Regions from separate parts of the Homo sapiens genome. Here region 2 is linked to region 1. A link is a contact called in ENCODE Hi-C or POLR2A ChIA-PET data. All regions are on one chromosome and are shown on one strand. Each heading gives the region's core, a stretch centred on a gene start or an enhancer-like site at or near the end of the contact. The rest is flanking DNA. Distances are from core to core; before and after follow the strand shown.

Region 1 (5,008 bases), core at 704-3,203:
ATCAGGCTTAGATGCCCGGGATGCCAGGCACACTCCCACACTGCTCACTGGGCCCCAAATCCCTAACTTCCTGGGATTCCACACGACGCTGATGGCCTCGCTGTGCACCTGCCACTCAAACCAGAGGATGGAGGCCACCGTGACTTCTCCCTGTCAGTCACAAGGGGGTGTGGCTCAGGAAGAAACAAGGAGACACGCTTGCCTCTCTTGCCTTCATTCCCTCGTGCTTCTGGTTCCAGCCCCTCTCTAGAGGACTCTTTCTGTCCCCCACCAGTCCTGTCCACTCCCGCATCTCTGGATTGTCAGCCCCTGGGTCGTGATCTGCAGGCCTAGGCCTCCCTCTGGCCCTTCCTGCAGCCCCACCCTCCTGGTGCTGGACTGAGCAGCTGTGAGCTCACCCAACCTCTGTGCCTTGTTCCTCTGCCGGGGACCCACAGGCTCCCTGTCCTGCCTCTGCTTAGCTCACCCCGGCGCGCAGGCACAGGGCCTGCCCTCCCTTGGCCAGGGTCTAGGTGAAGTTGACCTTCCCCAGGCAGCAGTGGTAGCACTGCCACATGTGCAGCCACGCCCCCCAGGCCTGTGCAGCATGCTCCCTGGGGGCACCTTGTGCCCGCTCTGCTGGCTCATGCTGGGTCCTTGGGGGACATTGGTCAACAGACCAGACAACAGGGGCTCTCTCTATGGAGTTTAGACGCTAGAGGGGAGAGCAGATCATGAACATGGGAAGTAACCCAGCTCTAGAGTATGTCTAGGGATGATGAGTGGCCATGCCCAGGTGGTGGTGGGCACCAGAGCCCACGGTAGGTGGCACAATCAGGAACGCCATGCGAAAGTGAGATCCTTGCTAGGCCGGGCGCGGTGGCTTACGCCTGTAATCCCAGCACTTTGGGAGGCCGAGGCAGGCGGATCACGAGGTCAGGAGATCGAGACCATCCTGGCTAACACGGTGAAACCCCGTCTCCACTAAAAATACAAAAAATTAGCCGGGCACGGTGGCGGGCGCCTGTAGTCCCGGCTACTTGGGAGGCTGAGGCAGGAGAATGGTGTGAACCGGCGAGGCGGAGCTTGCAGTGAGCCGAGATAGCACCACTGCACTCCAGCCTGGGCGAAAGAGCGAGACTCTGTCTCAAAAAAAAAAAAAAAGGAAAGTGAGATCCTTGCCAAGGTTGAAGGCAGTGAGGGAATGAGCGAAGTGGGGCTGTAGAATTCCCAGAAGGCCAAGGAGCAGCGAGAGCAAAGGCTGGGGGGTCTGCGTGGCCTGTGTTGGCACAAGGCCACTTTCCTTCCTGTTGGCAGCCTGCTGGCCATCGTCCTGCCAACCTCCTTGCCAGATAGGGCAGGATAGAATTGGGTCACCGACAGCCGTGATGACTGTGGTGCTTGCTTCTCGGCCACAACAGGCATTCCAATGTTGTGATTCTGACCACTTCTAACATCACCGAGAAGATCGACGTGGCCTTCGTGGACAGGGCTGACATCAAGCAGTACATTGGGCCACCCTCTGCAGCAGCCATCTTCAAAATCTACCTCTCTTGTTTGGAAGAACTGATGAAGGTACCTTTATTTTTTTTTTCCTCTTGATACAAATGGATTTCTTATATGTTCTTAATTAATTAAGATAGCTTAAAATAAGCTCGTTCCAGTACGGAGGATTTCAACATATGCATTAACTCCCTTCTTAAATTGAAAACTAGTTTTGTATGTGACAGGTTGAGCTGATAGTTGAAACTAGGGCCACTGACTCAATATTTTTGTTCTTTTGGCACAATACAGTCATCATTGTTCATTATTTGAGGTACCAGTCAGTGTAGGGGACGTCAGTGACCGGCTGTGTTTACCTGGCTGGCTGCACAAACCTTAGTTCTCAGCTTACCCCGGGCTTTTCCAATGCCCTGCCTCTCGGGGGCCTGTATCCTTACCTGAAAGAGGAAACATCACGGGCGTAGTATGGGCCTGGTTTTGGTCACGGGGTCCACATGACGTCACGTTCTTGAGTCGCCTGTTGTGATGATAGGCAGGAACACTGTTGCCGTGGGCAGAGCGACGCGTGCGGGTTGTGTGTGTGAGTCAGGAAGGCCGTCGCCACGGGCAGAGCGACGCGTGCGGGGAGCGTGTGTGAGTCAGGAGGGCCGTCGCCACGGGCACAGTGACGTGCGGTGAGTGTGAGTCAGGAGGGCCGTCGCCACGGGCACAATGACATGTGCGGTGAGTGTGAGTCAGTAAGGCCGTCGCCATGGGCACAGTGACGCGTGTGGTGAGTGTGCGTGAGTCTGGAACGCCGTCGCCATGGGCAGTGACGCTGCGGTGTGTGTGAGTCAGGCTAGCAGGGACCTGCCCCATGCTTGTGTTTCTGCTGCTCTAGCCCCTGTGGGAACAGACCTGTCCCAGACAAATCATCCTGCAGGGGCCTTTGTTTAGGGTAGTTGGGCGGTAACCAAGCAAACCAGTGAATGGGGATTTAAACAGTGATGAGTTTAATGCAGTTGTTGCCACCTGCTGGTACCACAGAGTAGGGGTGTTAACAAGGATGGCACACCCTGCTGTGGTTGGGGACGGGAGAACTGGTCTCAGCCATGGACCCACTGGGCCTGCCCGGGTCAGCACTGTCCAGGCATGGTTTTCTTGGGGGTTGGGGAAAGGAGACGGAGCTCTGTGGAGCTTTGCCTGGAGAATGCCAGTGATCTGAAGACTGATTCTACAGCAGTTTTGCTGCCAAGGAGCCCCACGTGATAGCAGATCCTGCGAGGAAGTCGTGTGTGTTGGAGGTCCTCACGCACCTTCAGTGTGGGTTCCAGCCCTCGCAGTGTGACGTTTATACACTTGTACACTCGTGCTGTGAATCCAGGGGCTGTTTAAAGTGTTAGCTAAGAGGGATGGACTTTTTCTGGGACAGTGTAGGACAGGGGTAGTTTTTTGTTTGTTTGTTTATTTTGAGACACAGTCTCACTCTTACCTAGAGCTGGAGTACAGTGGTGCCATCGCAGCTCACTGCAACCTCCGCCTCCTGGGTTCAAGCGATTCTCGTGCCTCAGCTTCGTGAGTAGCTGGGATTACAGGTGCATGCCACCACACCTGGCTAATTTTTGTATTTTCAGTAGAGAAAGGGTTTCATCATGTTGGCCTGGCTGGTCTCAAACTCCTGACCTCAAGTGATCCGCCCACCTCAGCCTTCCAAAGTGCTGAGGTTACAGGCGTGAGCCACCGTGCCCAGTGATAGGGGTAGTTTCTTATTTTAGGCAGTTTATATGAAATTAAGACATGCAGATGTCACAGTGGATATTGAACTGGTCTCGAAAGCTCAATATCCCCCAAAGCACAAGCACAAACTGTCTTAATTTTGCTCACACCCCTCAACAAACCTCCAAAATGTTCAGACAATGCTATTTTCTTCCTTCTCCTTGTTCCTGAGTCAGAACGGTTCGTATTAGAATTCAGTCATAGTAAGTCAGTGTGCGCACCTGACTGTTGGCAAGGCTGCTTGGAAAAGCATGACTTCCAGACAAATGATCTCTGAGGGGAACTTCTGGTGCTCAGCTCCTCGGTCAGTCAGACACTGTCATGCTGCCAAACAAGCCTCACCTTTAAAACAGACAAACTAGGATCCTGCTTTGGAAGTCAGTGGAAGTCCTGGCTCTAAGTCCCAGCTCTGCCCACTGTGGGTTTTGACGTCTCCGAAGGTGGCATAACAGACTGGACTGGGTGCCTCCAGGTCCCTTCCCTTCCTGACACACAGGGAGGAAAAGTTTTGGCTCGAAACACAGAAGAGGCTATGTTGCTACTGGTTTCTGAGGCATGTTCCGTTATTTGTATTTGTTTGAAAAAGCAGAATGTGTACGCTGAGAGGCATGAGAGAGCGAGCTTGTTCCCTAGTGCAGCTGTGCATCTTGAGTCGTCACCGTCTGGATTTCTGTGAGACGTGGCGTGGTTGACATTTGACCTGCAGGTGCTGTCCCTCTTGCTGACGGTGCCTACGCTCAGGCCTCTGTGGACTCAGCTAACCGCCTGTACTTCTGTCTCCCCAGTGTCAGATCATATACCCTCGCCAGCAGCTGCTGACCCTCCGAGAGCTAGAGATGATTGGCTTCATTGAAAACAACGTGTCAAAATTGAGCCTTCTTTTGAATGACATTTCAAGGTGCAAATTGACCTCATTTTTGTAATCAAGAAGAATCCATTTGTGATATTAACTAGGGAGTCATTGTTTCCTTTGAGGAGACCAGGGAGGGCCCTGGGTGTGAACTCTCAACACAGTATAGGTATGAACATGCATGTACACACGTGTGTGTGTGTGTGTGTGTGCATGTGAGTAGAAACACGCAGCACAGCCACCTCCTTCCAAAGGAGATGTAACCCTTGCTCAGGGAGGGCGCTGGCTCACACTGGAAGCCTGCAACCCTACGGCTGACGACACTTACAAGGATTCGCAGAGTCCACAGAAAGGAAATGGCTTTGGGGGTCCAGGGAGGGTGGAAGGGAAGGTAGGAAAATCAAACGGTGCCTTGAAGGATAGAATTTGGTTCCAGCTGGAGAGAAATCAGGAAGGCTGCTGGAGCAGTGTGTTCAGGTGACCGTCTAGTGGGTTGCAGTGTGGAGGCTGGGGAGGTGCCGGAGAGGCGGGGGGTGGAATGGACAGAGCCTCGGGTTTCTGGCCAGAGTTTGAATTTTATTTTGAAGTTGGCAAGAATGTGGAAGGCTTTAAACAAGGGATAACATGAAGAATGTAGTATTTTTTAAGGATTTGGATTATCTGTTGAAGAGATTTAAATCAGTTAAGATGGGAACGAAGAACAGTTCAGAGACTTCTACAAAAATTGAAGATGTGAACCCACCCATTATTTGGGGACTCTGTGCCTACTGACCATGTGCCCGCTGCATCGTGCCTTACGCCTGGTGCTCCCAGGCAGGTGATGCCTTCCCTGAGCGCAAGGATGCTGGCCCTGGGGCAGAGGCTCCCGGGCAGGTGATGCCTTCCCTGAGCGCAAGGATGCTGGCCCTGGGGCAGAGGCTC
Region 2 (5,008 bases), core at 1,066-3,565, 46 kb after region 1:
CTGACACGCGGCGTCCACGGGGTCTTCAACTCACCCGTGAAGACCCGGCACCCTCTGAGGGCAACTCCACCCCACCTTGCAGTCCCACAGCAGCTGAAGCCCAGCAGGGCTGGGGGCTGAAGACCCTCCAGCATGGCTCAGGACCTCGGAAGGGCCAGGGGAGGCGGGCTTCCTGCAGGAGATGCCGGCACTCCCCAAAGGACTCTTCAGGGTTGGGGGCGGACGTGAAGGGAGGAAACCCACTCACCCTACTTGAATTCTGAACACGCACATGGATCTCGGTTCCACCTCCCTTTACAGTCTATTTAGGTCCTGCTCCACCTTGGAGTTCTGATGCCCATGAGTGGGGCAGAAATTCCCAGCATCATGGCAGGGAAAGTCGGTGGGGCTCAAAGCTCCAGCCAAGAATGGCTCTGCATCTGCCTGGTTCTCTCTTCAATCGGGGCTTCTGTGGCCAGGACACTGGCATTTCATAAATAATTACACATTCCTTAAACTCTCACAAAGCCAAGAGGAAACAAAACCGCAATGCTGAGATTCCTGGAATGTTTTCCAGTTATCTGGGCCAAGCAGAGGCCCAGTGGGGGCTGTGCAGCGCGCTTAGCCTGGGACTGGGCCGTAGTCCCCTTTCTTGTGGCATTTTAGCTAAAAGACCTGAAAGGAAAATGAAAGGCGCTTTATGACTGTGGTGTTCGTCAGGGTCCCCAGACAATGGGGGAAGCCCATCCAATCCTCAGAGCTGGCTCGGGGCAGCCCCATGGATCTGTGCCCTGGGACTGACCTCGGGGCCAAGAGAACCCTCAAAGGCTGAGGTCACCCCGCCAGGGTCGGTTTAGGTGTGGCGCCTCCTCTGGACGCCCCTGGGATTGCCTGCGCGCCCGGCCCGGAGCTCCTGTTCCAAGCAGGGAGCATCCCTGGACCGTGCCCTCGTTCCTTTGAGGTTTTCTGTGGCACGCACCACAGTTTAATGCGACTCACCCCAGCCATGCTGGGGCTGGTTTCCTGTTACAAACACAGGCTTAGTTTTAAGATCAAACAACTGTTTGGGTTGTGGTCTGACCTCGCAGGGGATGTGGCTCAGGGCCTGGTGCAGCCTGGCCAAGGGGTGACGTCCGGTCATGCTGGCTTCATTCCCTGAGCACCGCAGCCTTCTCTGTGTCCCCTGTCCCTGCCCACCTGGCCTCCTCAAGCGTCTGTCCAGCCCAGCCCAGGTTGCGCTCAGCAGTGGCTCACTGGCCCCTCTGCCATCCTTGCCACCGATGCCCAGCCTTATTTATTTGGGGTATTTCTGGGCCATTCCACCCACTCCTCTTGAGGGCACCCAGCGTGTCCCTTGCCCTGTGTGGTCGGCGCCCATCTCTGAAGTGCGGGAAGCAGGAAGCAAGGCCTGCTGATGGGAAGGACCCACGGCTCTGGCTAGAATGGCTTTGGCCCTAAGCCAAAGCTGAGGGTGTGGGGAAGCAGGAAATCCAGTGTGGAAGCCATTTTGGACGTCAAATCAGTGGGTCAGGGACTGCTCACACAGGGTCGTCTTCTTGTGACTTTTCAGGGACTTGCTTTTACCCCCCTTCTCTGGTGAGCTTTCTAGACAAGGCTGCGACATGACATTCTCATTCTGTTTGGAGCAGGATGAAGGGTTCGTGCGTAACACTATGAGGCGTGGACGGGGCTGAGAACTGGCGCATGGCTGCCACCTGCTGTGGTGGTGACCACCGGGAGTCTCCCTCGCAGGCTGTCTGGCTCAAAAGGTGACAAAGTTCCAGCCACGGGGCCCCTGCTCAGCCCTGAGGACACCCACACTGGCACAGGGGACACTGCGGCAGTCAGGGAAGGGCACCTCCCCACGCTGGCACAGGGTCTCAGCACAGGGGACACTGCGGCACTCAGGGAAGGGCACCTCCCCACGCTGGCACAGGGTCTCAGCACAGGGGACACTGCGGCACTCAGGGAAGGGCACCTCCCCACGCTGGCACAGGGTCTCAGCGAGAGACTACGGCATTTGGGGAAGGGCCATTTTGTCATTGACTGGAACTTTCTCAAGAAAGCATTTTCCACTTGCGTTTCCATGGAGGTCGGCTTTGCTGGAAACCACAGGACCCTGCCCTCCACCAGACACACAGTGTGCAGAGGCGTGTACCCGAAAAGCAAAGTGCGGCCTCACACGGTTCTTTAATCTGGAGCCGGACTCCTGGGAAACAAACCAAACAGACGCAGGTACGTGCTCAGCTCTGCCGTTGCGGTTTGGTTCAGGACTAGGGCCGTGCAGATGCCTGGCAACAGCCGTGCCTGGGGGAGGATGTGGCGCTGGGAGCCCGCAGGCCGGGAGCAGGCGCCGGGGGAGCTTCGGCGGTTCTGGAGGGACTGGGTGTTCCCGCCAAGGCGTTGCTGGCCAGGGGCACAAAAAACAGCGCGGATGGGAAACGGAGCAGCCGCACTCTGTCCGATGAGTCCACACGTGGGCGGCTGCGTTCAGTGCTCCCTGGCACGGGGACCCCAAGCCGTAAGCCGGACACCACGTTCCCAAAGCCAGGAGGGTCATGACATGTGCGTGCGGTGTCCAAAGGCCAAACCAAGGTTGCGGTCCCTGCCAAGTAGGCAGTGATTCACACCTGGGGAAGCGATGTGATTGGCCTTCTTCTATTCAAATAATGTAAGCATAAGGGACAGAGAACGCCAGTGCTTGCGCTTGACAAATCTCTGGGCATTTTGCCAAGGGCCGAGCTCGGCTCCCCACCCCCAGCCCTGCCCCCCACGTGACAAGGCCCCATCGGCCCCCAAGTCCATCTGAGCTCACACTCACGCAACAGGCAAGCCTCCTTCCAAACGAGTACCCTTTCCAAAGCCCAAGTGGCCACTCCCCCACCATGGGGCTGGGACAGAGATGACCGTAGACCTCAAGCCGCTATGGGGACTTGGGTCACAAGGTGCCGCAATGCCCGGGTGCCCCCTGTGCCTCAGTTTCCCCATGTGGGAAATGACTCCATATTGGCAATGTGAGGCATCGAATATCTGAGACTTGGGCAGCGTCTCGTTGCCAAGTCAGGGCACTGCCAGCCGGGCCCAAATTCAAGGCGACGGCCGAGGCTTGAGGCACCACGGCCCCAGTGGTCAGCGGGGGGTCAGCGGGGGGTCAGCGGGGCAGTCAGCGGGGCCGCCATAAGATGGTGGGGCCGGTGGGGGGTTTCAGAGGCAGCTCTTCCCCTCACACTCCGATGCCGCGGAGAGAGCCCAGGGCTGCAGGTGGGGAAGGGCGTGCCTGCGTCTCCGATGGAGGTGACCTCTGGGGCTCTCCTGCTTGCTGCCCAGGTCGGACGTCCCTCTGCTGGCCCATCTCCTGCGCCACACCCACCATTCCCTTCTCACCCCCTGAAGCTCCCTCGTCCTCACAAAAGCAGCAGGGCCACTTATGCGCCGTCCTGTTTTTCTGGACACCATGACCAGGATGGGACAGGACTCGTGAACCCACACGTGAGATCACACTAAGATCCTAAAGGCTTTGCGCTTCTCCAGAGCGGCTGCTGTCTCATGCACACCCGGCCTGGTGTGCCCGCCCCACCCAGTGTGCCCATCCTGCCCAGTGAGTGTCCCCCCCGTGTGCCTGCCCTGCGTGGTGAGGGCCCCCCTCCCAGTGAGTGTCCCCCGCCCGGTGTGCCTGCCCTGCCCGGTGTGCCTGCCCTCCCGGTGTGCCCTCCCACTGGGTGTGTGCCCGCCTGGTGTGCCCTCCCCACCCCACCCCACCTGGTATGAGCGCCCAGGTCAGCCGGGCTGCAGGATTCTCAGGGAGTCCAGGCAGCCGCCCCAGCCCCTGGCAACCCCTTCTCAGCAGGCTGGACCCAGAGCCTCACAGGGGCGTCCCCAGCACTTCCTGCCCCTGGGGTTCCTCTTCCCTGATTCACCTGAACCCAGACCGCACGTGGCAGACACGTTCCTGCCCAGACCCGGACGCCTCCATCTGCTTGGACCACTGGCTTCCCTCACGCTTTGACCGTCAGAACAGACAGGTGGTTTCTTTTAAACCTGGGCCACCCCGTTTTGCCCTGTAAATGCTGTTATTTTTAAAGCAACTGAATAATGTGATTTTCCTGCTTTGCTTCACGCCAGCCCTGGGCTGCGACTCTGCTGCTGCCTGCCCTTGCCCTGCCACTCCTGCAGAGGCCTCCTCCCCACCCACAACTCACAGTGGCCACATGGGCTGGGCTTCTCACCTCGGCCACCTCCTCCCATGTCACCCATGTGATGATGACGGAGGGCCCAGGGGTGCCAGGACTCAGAGCCGGAGCCTCTGCCCTAGTGCCTGGCTCTGCGTGGGAGGTGGGGTGGCCAAGCTTCAGCTGTCTTCTCAGTGGGCCTTTGACACCACTTTGTATCTTCCTATTAAAAATGTGTGCAATGCTGTAATGGAGGGGGGCCTTTCCGTCACCTTGGTGCCAGCACACACTCCACCCTCCAGGGAGGCCACAGGATCTGGTGAGGACAAGGCGCCCTCCACGGCAGCACAGCTGCCACAGCTTCCAGGGAGATCCCTGGGGGCCCACCGTGGGACCACTTGCCAAGCTGCTCCCCCTTCTCCGTCTCTTTCCTGACCTGCTTCGTCCTCTGGAACCCAGCCAGGCTGCTCTCCTCAGCAGCCTTCACACACGGGCGTGGCCATGAGGCCACTGTCCTTCCAGAGAATCCAGGGGACGGGAGGTGAGCCACTCCCGACGGGCGAAAGAGTCTTCCTGCGTGTCCCTCTGGGACCTGTGGGCCAGCTGGTGGGGAGACAACAGCCCCAGAGACCGTGAAGCCTCTGCCACGGCGGGTCTGCGTGAAGGATGTCCTTCCTGGTGGTCCACACTGCCGCAGAAAAATGACCCCCAAACTCAACGGGGTTCTGAAGGGCTTGGCTGGGTGGGTCTGGCTCAGCTGAGCAGCTGTCCCAGGCCATGGCTCTGAAGCCTCCACAGGGCTGGAGGGGCAGGTCCAAGCTCACCCCCAGTGCTGGCAGGTCGCGGCTCCTCGTGGCTGT

The links. Hi-C counts contacts between places; a loop is a spot of excess contacts on that map. ChIA-PET counts read pairs that join two places held with the same protein, here RNA polymerase II (POLR2A). Pooled maps may share reads with other maps.
Region 2: a pooled map shows a loop between it and region 1 (14-fold over the local background). The contact joins two enhancer-like sites. A Hi-C loop is called at or near these places in 2 of 168 maps with a recorded cell type or tissue (HepG2 and breast epithelium), 4 of 37 single-sample maps with no recorded cell type and 11 of 50 pooled maps. POLR2A ChIA-PET finds 5 or more read pairs at or near these places in 2 of 52 experiments (H1 and Panc1).

The regions. Positions count from the first base shown.
Region 1 is chr5:910,443-915,450 of GRCh38, forward strand. TRIP13 (thyroid hormone receptor interactor 13) reads left to right here. Exons shown (of 13, transcript NM_004237.4): 10 at 1,401-1,554; 11 at 4,023-4,135. Among named protein-coding and RNA genes, the nearest start is that of TRIP13, 20 kb to the left of the region's middle. Within about 2 kb of position 1,954, at least 5 of the 41 ENCODE cell types and tissues checked have a DNase peak (open chromatin) inside an H3K27ac peak, as active enhancers do; they include Panc1, where a contact is called at or near this core.
Region 2 is chr5:956,541-961,548 of GRCh38, forward strand. No RefSeq gene overlaps it. Among named protein-coding and RNA genes, the nearest start is that of LINC02982, 38 kb to the right of the region's middle. RefSeq lists an enhancer at 4,136-4,375. Within about 2 kb of position 2,316, at least 10 of the 41 ENCODE cell types and tissues checked have a DNase peak (open chromatin) inside an H3K27ac peak, as active enhancers do; they include Panc1, where a contact is called at or near this core.